Linked DNA regions of Homo sapiens: region 1 is linked to region 2. Evidence: chromatin loops called from intact Hi-C (ENCODE). Cell type or tissue: heart right ventricle. All regions are shown on one strand. Links, peaks and the distances in the headings refer to the core of each region. The heading gives the core; the rest is flanking DNA. Region 1 has its middle 65 kb from the start of LINC03140. Region 2 overlaps LINC02615 (long intergenic non-protein coding RNA 2615).

Region 1 (5,381 bases), core at 241-5,240, 180 kb before region 2:
ATGATAACCACTAAAAGTAGTAGCAGTAGTAGTCACAGTGATCCTTCTTTGTAGAATAAGATTAGAATGCTGTAGCACAGGTACTGAAAGCAAATCTTGCAAATGATTCAAGCAGGGTTACCATCTACATTTGTGTTGCGTGGTTTGATTTTTCCATTCATAGGGCTACCTCGTCTCTCACATGCCCTTGCTGTCTTTACAAACATGGTGGGGTTTTGTGCCATGACCATGGCTTTGAAAAAGCCATTTGGCTCTTCACATATCCAAACTACATCAGGTCTTTCAGAACTCATTTTACTCATGCCTGAGGATGTGTCCAAAGAGAAGCCTATTCAGTTATAGTCTTTCATTGGCTCGAAAATTCAGTTTCAAACAAGAGGTGAAATTTGTTCCTCTCCTGGCTCTTTAGGGATGTAAGCAAAAATCTACCTTAGTGAAGAAAAATTCTAATTCCTTAGCATAAGAAATAAAAGCCAGGAAATTCCAGAATGGTCAAAATAATGGCTTATGTTATCTTCTGAGACAGCTTCAAAGAGAAATTAACCCTAATTATGACATCCTTGTTGATAAAGAAGGGAATGACAGGTCATGGGAATTGTCATTAAATGCTTTTTGGAGTGTTCATTCTTCAACATTCAGAGATAATAAGAATGATGATGGTGGCAATACTCAAAAGGAATCAGACATTTGCATAGTGTTCAACATGTGAGATGATACCAATTTTGAGAGACACTAGGATGTCATTAAGCAGGTGAGAGGCTATGCCCAGGAATGCTGTCTAATAGCCTCTCATTGTCATTATAATGGATCTATTTGACCATGTGACAAGCGCCTTACTTACATTGCCTAATTGAGTCCTCACAACAATCTGCTTAATGAGGTAGGCATTATTCTCCCTGTTTTACAGATGAGGAAACTGGGGGGTCAAAGAGTTTCTGTGACTTTCCCAAAGTCATGCAGCATATGCAGAAGAGTGACAAGTGCCAACGTGTACAGAGTCTAGGCTGTCAGACCCAATTCACCCAAGATGCATCCATTTAAACCCATGAAATTTGGGTAGGATAAATGTTTGCCAAATTCACAGGCTGGGTTTCTTGAATCCTCTATAATGTTTTTCCTGGCCCAGCTCCTTCCAGAGCGGTCCCTGTTCTCAGTCCCCATCTTCGAAGAGGAAATCGACCTGCCAGAATGACCAAGGGCTTCACCCAAGGGTTTCCACACTGTATTAAATAAGAGAGTCTCCAAACTGCCTGAGAGACAATTACTTACATAGAAAATATATTATATTTTGGTATGAGACAATCTCTCACCTCAAAATATACAGGAATAACCACTGCTTACGGTTGAAAACATTAGGAGGGGGTAGCTTTGGCTTTCAAAAGACTGCAAAACACTTTCCTAGTATCTTCGTCTGGGAAAATAATGGTCTTACTTCATTTCTTTAGGCTTCTCCCTGAGTCTGAATCTTATTTGAGAGGTCCTGGTGACTCCTTGTTTCCACAGCCTGCACAGGCAACATCTGTTCTGGCCTAAGGATGAGAACCTCACCTCCCCACCCAACACAGCTCAGCCTCAGGGGTGAGGGGAAGGAAGCACACATGCAGTTGCTCTCATCCTGAAAAACTCCTAGTGAGGAAGAAGCTTTCACACTCATGGTTCACAGAGAGATTTCAGCCAGAACTAGCAGTCTCACTAGTTGTCAGAGCCTCTTGTTGATTCCCACCTTCAGCAAAAATCCTTCAGGGCAGCAAGCGCAGCAGGAAACCTGTCATTAACAACCACCATGGTGTCACATCAGCGATTCTCAGGAGCCCTCACTCCACTATTTAACTCAGCTATTTACCTCATCAGGGAGAGCTTTGTTTGATTGTCAGAAAATAGAACATGTACATTTGTCTGTCATAAACACACACAAGCTCTCCAGAGCATAAATAAACAAAACGATCATGTACGTTGGTAAATGTGTTTGCATTATTTAACCAAACCAGATGAAGCATGTGAATAACCCTGCATATAAAGTACCATCAAGTAACTTGCTTGTAATCTGTCTTGTACAATACAGCCATTGCCACTCATTCCACTCACCCGATTCAGACCCTGGAAATGTACTATTTTTAGTTGGGCTTTGTACACCACTATTTACAAAGAGCACTGTTAAATCCTTTGAATAGCAGCCAAGAAGTTGGGTGAGAACCTAGAAGCCTGCCACACAGATCAGCATCCTAATCAACTCTGGGACAGCCAGTGCTAAAGATCTGCCTTTCTTTCCTTTTCTTCTTCCCCTTTGTCTCCCCGGGAATATCAATGTAAAAGAGGAAAGGAGACAAAGAGTTGGGCCTTATCTGTTCTTGTCGTTCAAATGGGTTGCTTTACTCACTCTCCTAGATAACAGCCCATTTGTCAACATCTTTGGCGGTTTAAGCCGTTCTTTGTCAAAACCACTTTTGGAAAAGATTTGACCATTTATTTACATGGGAGCCAACGTGACGGCAGCAGGTGCGTCATGGAAAACTCGGACGTGGGTGCTGCAAAGCCGCTGGGATTCGGTCACGTGACAGCCCGCCTGCTGCCCGGCCAGCGGGCCAAATGGCCACACGGGAAGGAGGGACAGAGGAGAAAATAGTAGGCAAAGTGTTGGCGTGAGGCAGGTGGTGGATGAGGCAGTCGCAAAGAGAAAGGATTGCAACATCAGGGAGGAGATGAAAGGCCTCATATCATTTTGCAGCCAACAAGAAACCTGAAGGAACTAAGTTTGGCTCTATTTCTACAGCTTGTGAAAAGCTGAGAATGGAAGCAATGACTGGGCTAATTCTGGACAAAATTTTTTAAAATGATTTTTGTCAGAGGAGCCCAGATCTTTGCCTCAATTCTTTGCTTTTGTCTAAATTGCTCATTTTTCCAAATTTCTGTAAGTAATTTTTTAGGTGATGTGAATTGATTTGCCTTTGGTATACCGGACAAGATTTTATTTTATTTTATTATTTTATTTTTGAGACGGAGTTTCGCTCTTGTTGCCCAGACTGGAGTGCAGTGGTGTGATCTCAACTCACTACAACCTCTGCCTCCCGGGTTCAAGCGATTCTCCTGCCTCAGCCTCCTGAGTAGCCGGGATTACAGGTGCCCGCCACCACACCGAGCTAATTTTTGTATTTTTAGTAGAGATGGGGTTTCACCACGTTGGCCAGGCTGGTCTCAAACTCCTGACCTCAGGTGATCCATCTGCCTCAGCCTCCCAAAGTGCTGGGATTACAGGTGTTAGCCACCGTGCCCAGCCTGGACAAGATTATTTGAGACATCTCTGGTGGCCTAAATCGTGAAGGGTTTGCCCCCTGTTTCCTTTTGTCCACTTTCCTCATAGTGCCATTTTGTTTTGTGCCTTCACTCAGCCTGAACTGGCTGGTGAAAGTGGCACAGCCAACTGTTGCCAGACAGTGATGTCCTGTCAAATTCCTGTACCTGCATGGGTACGTTCTCATGTTCTCTGAAATATTATTCCTTTCCCTTAACAGAGCTCACCAGACAAGAAACAGAAAAGTGTTTTGAGTACTTTGAATCAAAAGTGGTCTCTGAATTTAAGGCATTTTTATTATTTTATGTGTTATTTGTAGTTCAAAAGGGTCTTCCTATTCATCATAGTATTAGAGGCATTTGATGGAAAAGTAGTGTGCCAAGGTGATTAGTGACAACAACAACAAAAGCAACTTATTTTTGAGCCTGTGAAAGGCCCTCTTCTAGACACTTTATACAACAGCTGTATCCTTATTGATAGCCCTGCAAGGTAAGTATCATTTTTCCCATTGTGGAGAAGTACTGAATCTCGGGAGGGTACTGGGCCAAGGTCACCAGCCAATCAGTGACAGATAGGAAATTCAAACCTAGGTTTGTTGGGTTCTTTCTACTATACCAGGCAACACCATTTGTAAATGTGAACTCATTCTGAGCATCAAAGGACAATTGGCTTTACTTTGAAGAAACTCAATTCCATATTGGTTTCAGTTATTTTAACAAATTCAACATGCTTAATTATCTCAGAATTTTTACAGAATAGTAATTGTTAATTCCCTGGTAGAATTAGGCTTGCCTGCAACTATTTTTAATTCCTTAACATCTTCTAGGTATTCCACTTGACCCGATGCTTTTCCTTGATGTGGTCTGGAGAATGTGATCTATAGAAACAATGTATAAGAATATCCTGGCCGGTGGCTCACACCTGTAATCCCAGAACTTTGGGAGGCCGAGGCGGGTAGATCACGAGGTCAAGATATCGAGACCATCCTGGCCAACATTGTGAAACCCTGTCTCTATCAAAAATACAAAAATTAGCTGGCCATGGTGGCGCATGCCTGTAGTCCCAGCTTCTCGGGAGGCTGAGGCAGGAGAATCGCTTGAACCCAGGAGGCAGAGGTTGCAGTGAGCCGAGATCGCACCAGCCTGGGGGACAGGGCAAGACTCTGTCTCAAAAAAAAAAAAAATATCCTGACTTTCTTTATAGGCACATAAATAAATAAGGAAAGAATCTTTTCCCCAACCCTGAGGAGATAGGCAGTACCACTATATAGCAGGCTTGCATGCATGCAAACTTTGAAAGCAATCATTGAACAAAGCTTGGGCAAGGTTATGGTGAATAAGAAAGAGAACAAAGTTCATGAAGAGGTGCGAAGAAAACAGGAAGTAAGTGTTGGTAAATTTTGCATGTACAATAGTATTTCTGTCATAGTGAATGTCTTCTCAATAGATTATTCTCACTTTCCTCCTATATATCCATTTATTTTGTTGGACACCAACACCCAATAAAGATAATGGGAACAAATAAGAACTATAGCTCTTAATATAGATTCTAGAAAGTGAAAACTGCTTTTTATAGCTCTAAAACCAAAGCTTTTGGCTTCAATATAGATTGAAGATATCTCTCTACCATTTACTACCTGGGTTTTTTTATTCGCTTGTATAACCATGTTCTATTTCTGTTTTGTTTGAAAAGAAAATGAAATAGAATTACCTCCTACACTCACACTGCTATTGACATTAAATTTCATCTTCTTTTATTATGATCAGCAAAGTTACTCATAACACTGGAATTTGTTTTTTGGTTTTAAAGTTATAGCTGCTGCTGTTGTTGGAACAATTAGTATTGCTTTGGCACTGTGTTCCACCTAAACTCATGGCATTTGTGTACTATTTACCTTTCAGAAAAGCTATTTTCCAAGAAGAAAAAGAAAATGGAAGTACAAATTTCCAACAGCACACATTTTCTCTGCTCTCTCCTTGGCTCTGAAAGAGGATGCGTGAAACAGAATTTCAGGCTGTAATTAATGCAGCTCTTCATAAGATAAGAGGTTCTTTTATCTACAGAAAAATTGCTGCACTAATTCCCAACAAGA
Region 2 (5,381 bases), core at 189-5,188:
GTCAGTTCTACAGAGGTCACAAGTATTTTTGGCTCTTGGTTCTTTCCAGAGCCAGGAAAGGACTGCACTTCTCCATCCTCTTGAATGAACTATCTGTTGTAATGTGTGTCACTTCAGGGTGGAAGAGTTAGCTAAGAGTTGGTGAACGATTATCCATGCCAGCTTCCCCTGCCACAGTGATCCCGGCAGCACACACTGAGATGACAGACTGTCTGTCAATTGGGTCCCTGAGTCACTCTGTCAAACAGAATCTCGACTAAGTTTTGGAAGCTGTTGTTACCACTGCATAACTTCACCTATCCTTCTAGGAAAGGAGATTAATTTGGCAGAGGAGGCTAACACACATTACATCTGATATTTCATTAGCCAAAGTAAGTCACATCACCATGCTTAACTTCAAGAGGACAGAGATGAAAAGTAAAAAATAGGAAGTCAAACTCCCAGATGCCTTGAATCCCAGGGGAAATCTGGAATTCCAAGTCCCTGAAAAAGTCATGTCTGGGGTGCTGTTCTTCCTGAAGTGCACAAGAGAAAATTAAAGTTGGAAAATTGGTCAAAATGAATTTATACCTTCAGGTATAGATGACCAGAAAGGATCTAAACTCCTTAGAACTTAATAAGAAATCTCCTGAGCTGAACATGAAATTGAGATTGGGTCAAATCAATTTAACAAACACCCATTGAGTGCCAATTCCTTGTACAATGACAGTGCTGTGTTACACATTGCAGGAAATGCTTAGGAGTATAGAAGCCCTGTCTTTCTTTCAAGGAACTTAATGATCTAATTAGTGAGCTCAAACTCAACACCAGAGAGAACCACATAATAAAACTGTTAAATAAAAGCTTCAAATACTGGTAAATAGGATGCCACAAAGCCAAGCACTTAGTGACAAAATTCACCATATATGGAAATCCCTATCTATATGTTGAAGGGGCTCAGTCACCTCTGAAAACTAACCATAGTTTGCCCTTGCTTCATCCTCACATCTGCAGTTAATACACTCTTGTCAGTGGCTTATGGCTGAGGCTGACTACAAGCGCTACAAGTGGAAGAGATGGAGGGGATGTTCAGGCTCTCAAGAAAAATAGCTGAAGAAGAAAAAGCTCCTCAAGTTCTTGGTGGCTCAACTGGAAGTAGCCAAAAGCAAATAAGCTGCCCGTGGGGCCTGCCTTGTTTTGCCACATGCCCTCAGCATAATAGTGAAAGGACTAGAGGAAGGCCAAGGCCACAGCCAAGAAACTGCAGCATCTGGCAGCTATCTGGCTTTCATACCCCGTGTGCCCCCCTTGCCCTGCTCCAGATGGCTTGGCTGCATCAACCAGGGATGCTGCCAATGCACTGGGCAACAGGTGAGGAGCTCATTGCTGAATATGTCATGGCGCCTAGAAGTAGCACCAAGAGGTAGCACTCGAGAATCTGTCTTTGGATTAAAATGCAAGCTTGAGACCTTATTAAGGAAGACTTGACTATAACAAGGAGACTGGTATCTAACTCAGCCACTCCCCTCCCTCAGCCTAGTCCAAACCAAGCTGCGCTATGCAAAATACATGGCATCATGGTTCAAATGAAGGATCTGTACCTCTTTCCCCAAGTTTCTGGAATCATTGAAGATTGAGTGTAAATTATCACTCTTATGTGTATTCTCCAAGCTTCATGACTGCTTTCTTGTAAAGAAGAAAAGAGGTTCCTTTCTCTCTTCCTAGAGTCTGAGCAACTCACCAGGGTAGTACCCTGACAGCAGGATATCCAGCATCGTTGAGCCTTCCTTTGTATGGGGAAAGGGACAATATGTCAAATTTGGTGTCTACCACATCCACGGTCCTCCTGAAGGGAACAACCATGCCCATAGCCCAGGCTGGGGGACAGCCCTGCACAGGTCTAAAAGTGACTCAAAGGTGGCCAAGCAGAGCCTAACTCATCCCCTGGGAGATGGCCTGGCCTCCAAAGCTCTGTCCAGACAGGAAGAATGCAATTAACTCAGCCAATGAGTCTCTCTTCCCTTCCTCCTTCCCTTCCCCCTCCACACTTCCCTCAAAATTAACCAGGAAATACAGGGAAAATAGTCTCTGAATTGTTAGTGGGACCAGAAGCTAAAAAGATGTACCCAGAGAGCAGGTGCCATGTAGGAAAGCTATGGGACAGAGGGTATGAGGGTGTCAAGGTCAAGACTAAGCTGAAGAAATGAGTTAAGGAAAAGGTACACAGAGTTGAAGGTGAGGCCAAGCAGCCGTAGTGGTGTACACAGAGGCCAAGTCCCTGTGCTGGATAGGATGGGGATAGGCCCACAGCTGAGCTGTGCTGGACCCTAGACTGTTGCTGAGCCCAGCTCCAGCCTCCTGTGGCATTTTGCACACTACTTACCCATGAGAGTCCTGTCTCTAACCCCCAACAGCTGCCAATAACCCCCAACAGCAAGGCTGCCTCAGTGTATTCCAGCTCTTGCCCTCACACTTCCTAGCATGACGAGGGCCAGTTTCCACAGATAGTTGGACAGTGGCCAGGCTAGACCAGCCCTGACACTCCTTCACCCATGTCACCAGATGCTTCTCATATCAGGCACATGACACCTAGCACGTAAGGTTATATTGCTCCTTATTGTTCAGGGTTTGATGCGATCTCAACAGCTATTTGTTGTGTAAAATATTTTTAGCATGAGATTTCTATGTGTATGGGGGACCTGGAGGAACAGTTAGGGAAGAAGAGAATTATCCTAGCAGCCGACTGTGTCACATTCTTGATGATGTGGTCAGTGCCCTGCCCACATACATGCTCAAAAAATAATTGTCAATAATGCCGTCTTCATCCCACCTTCCTGTGTTTATAAAAGACAAGTGCAGAGAATTGAAAATGAGGTCTCAGGGGATCCCAGGCAATTGAAACTCTTCCTTCCTCCCTCAGGGAGTGAATCAGAGAACACGTAAGTGCACTCATGTGGTCTTCATAGAGAGATACTGCACAGGGCAGTAGATTTCAGGGAGGAAAAGAAAAGAAAAACCTTTTCAAGTCCATTTAAAACAATCCATGCAGCTGTTTCCTGAACTCTTCCAGAAGAACTGAAATACAAAACGCTACCTCTTCCCTCCATCACCTCCCCCCCACCTCCGCCCTCCTAACTGGCTTTCAGGTGACGCAATGATGAGACCTCTGCGGTGAGCTCTCATCTGGAGGGATGCAGAAAGCCAACGGAGCATGGGGTGCTGCCACCTCTTGGATGTTCATAGCCAAAGCAAGTCTCTGTCCCAGAAAGGATGTATTTCGGTGATATTATGAAATGTTAACGGGCAATCTGTTCTGAAATAATTGCTCAGTGTGTTGGCCTCCTTTTCCATTTTAGAATTTCAAAGGCATTGCAGGCCGAAAGCAGTGCCAGCCTGTTAGTGGTACCTACACTGATTAAATCCAGCCCATCATAACCACAGCTACACAAAAGCTCTTTTTCCCAATTAATGAAATGCAATTAATGGTATCATTGAAAAACTCCTGCCACTTCAATTTAAAGCTATTTAGAGCTTCAATTTAGAACTGTGTGCATATTTTAGAACATGCTTTTTTTTTTTTTTTTTTTTTTTTTTTAGCTGACACGATTAACAGCACCTAATTTCTGGGATACGCCCAAGTTTCAGTAGGGGAAAAAAAGAATGTTTACCAGAAACATACACAATAATAATGGCCTCCTTTCCCTTCCTTTCCTAAACACACAAACACACACACACACACACACAGAGGCTCACACACGTGCAACCCAGTTCAGTTCCAGTTATTCAACTGTTACAATGTCTCCCTCCCTTGTGGAAAACCTGATAGGTCTATGTTGGAAATATCTAGGGTGCTCTGATGTAGGATACAAATTCCAAGGCCTTTATTGCATGATGGTCCTTTTGAAATATTTATATTGATCGGCCCAGTTCCTGAGAGGAAATAGGTTGTTTCTCTTATTCTCCCAGGTATAGGTCATTTGAGCAGTTGGGCTGTCATTTTTTTAATCTCCACATTTCCCTAAGGATAGTGAGAGGATGATTTAAACGGCAACATTAGCTGCTTTAGGCTAGATTTTCAAAGCTACACCAGGGGAGTTAAAAGCCCAAATCCTGTTATTGTTACAGGATTAATGCACAGAAATCCCAGAATACCACTTTGGAATTGTAGCCAAGGAATATTATTTTAATGTACTATGTGTTATTTTTAGACTCAGATATAGCCCAATTATCAGCTGGTGTATCAAAAATGAGACAAGACAGATAGCTGTCTTGTCTTTAATCCAAAATTCCAATGATGTTTTTGGTGTTTGTGTTTTCTCACCCCTTAGAAATCTGGATATTTGGAGGAAAAAGGTAAAAGATAGAAACTACAGCAGCTACCTCCTACCTGCTTGGTTGCTATAGAGGCTGCTTCTTAGAGTACTGGTTCTATAGAATATTTTAGCACGGTTTTCCCCTCCCCCACCCAGGGGAGGCAGGTGGTAGGAAAAGGAGGTATTGAATCAGGGGTCATCTTGACCATACTGCAAAAAGCTACAAATCAACCACAGCACACTCATGATTTCAAGGCAGCAAGTCAGGGCTCCTTTCTTCAGTTATTTTTATTTCTGCTTTTATACATCTTAGATTGTTGTTCAAAAATAACCAGCTGTAAAAGGTCTTCCAGTTGCTTCCAAGCTGCCCTGTGGACATCAACCAACATTTATTGATTCTCTACATCCCTGCTGTTGGGTTTTATTAAACTGGGCTTGTCTTTCCTTTGGCCCCTGAGTAATTGCATAGGTTGGAGATGGCCAAATCACTGTCTCTCAGCTAACCCTAGTCTGTGAGAACTCCTGCCTTTCTGTTAGTCAAGAACTACTATGCCAGTAGTTCCTCTCACTGACTTCCAAGATTCCAGAGTATCTTCCATTATCTCAAAAGTTATTGTATCATCCTAAAAAGGACAAGCATGTTTGCACAGATCTGTTTCTGTGTGGGGTAAGTTAGGAGGGGGTGTATTCCCACTTCAATAAACTCACAGTTTCACTATGTCATCAACGAGGGTTTCACTTGGAAGTCTCCCTATGTTTGGCCACCACGAACTCACAGATCGCAGAGCCCTCTCAGCAGACAGAAATGAACCCTTTTTGAACCACCAGCAACCAGGAGCTCTGACCTTGCTTTTCAGAGCAGTTGTGAGAAGGATTAAGTAACATTTTAAGAAGCACTTACCACAGAACTTGGCACCTTGTAGGCTTCCCTGAGTTAAGGAAGCAGCACAAACAATTTAAAAAATTCTTTTATATTTATGTGTATTTTTCAATTTGCAAAATTATTTTTGTACATGATCTCACCAGCAATACAATGATGAGCCTTGCTAATGCCTATGGCAGGTACTCAATGTGTGTTTAACGTGGAGC

Evidence for each region. Peaks named below come from ENCODE experiments on the same cell type or tissue, not always from the same donor. Only the 100,000 strongest peaks of a DNase experiment are listed, where the experiment ranks them.
Region 1: a loop joins it to region 2, with 2.3 times the contacts of the local background. A loop is called at or near these places in 7 of 110 quality-filtered maps.

What each region holds. Positions count from the first base shown.
Region 1 is chr4:128,632,528-128,637,908 of GRCh38, reverse strand. No RefSeq gene overlaps it. Among named protein-coding and RNA genes, the nearest start is that of LINC03140, 65 kb to the right of the region's middle. In heart right ventricle, for the core only: no CTCF peak of the experiment used is centred there; DNase peaks (open chromatin) are centred at 1,606 and 2,548; H3K4me3 peaks cover 449 bases; H3K27ac peaks cover 2,392 bases.
Region 2 is chr4:128,452,264-128,457,644 of GRCh38, reverse strand. All of the region lies in intron 1 of LINC02615 (long intergenic non-protein coding RNA 2615), which reads right to left. Among named protein-coding and RNA genes, the nearest start is that of LINC02615, 27 kb to the right of the region's middle. In heart right ventricle, for the core only: CTCF peaks have their summits at 3,005 and 3,208 (motif pointing left); DNase peaks (open chromatin) are centred at 2,432 and 3,174.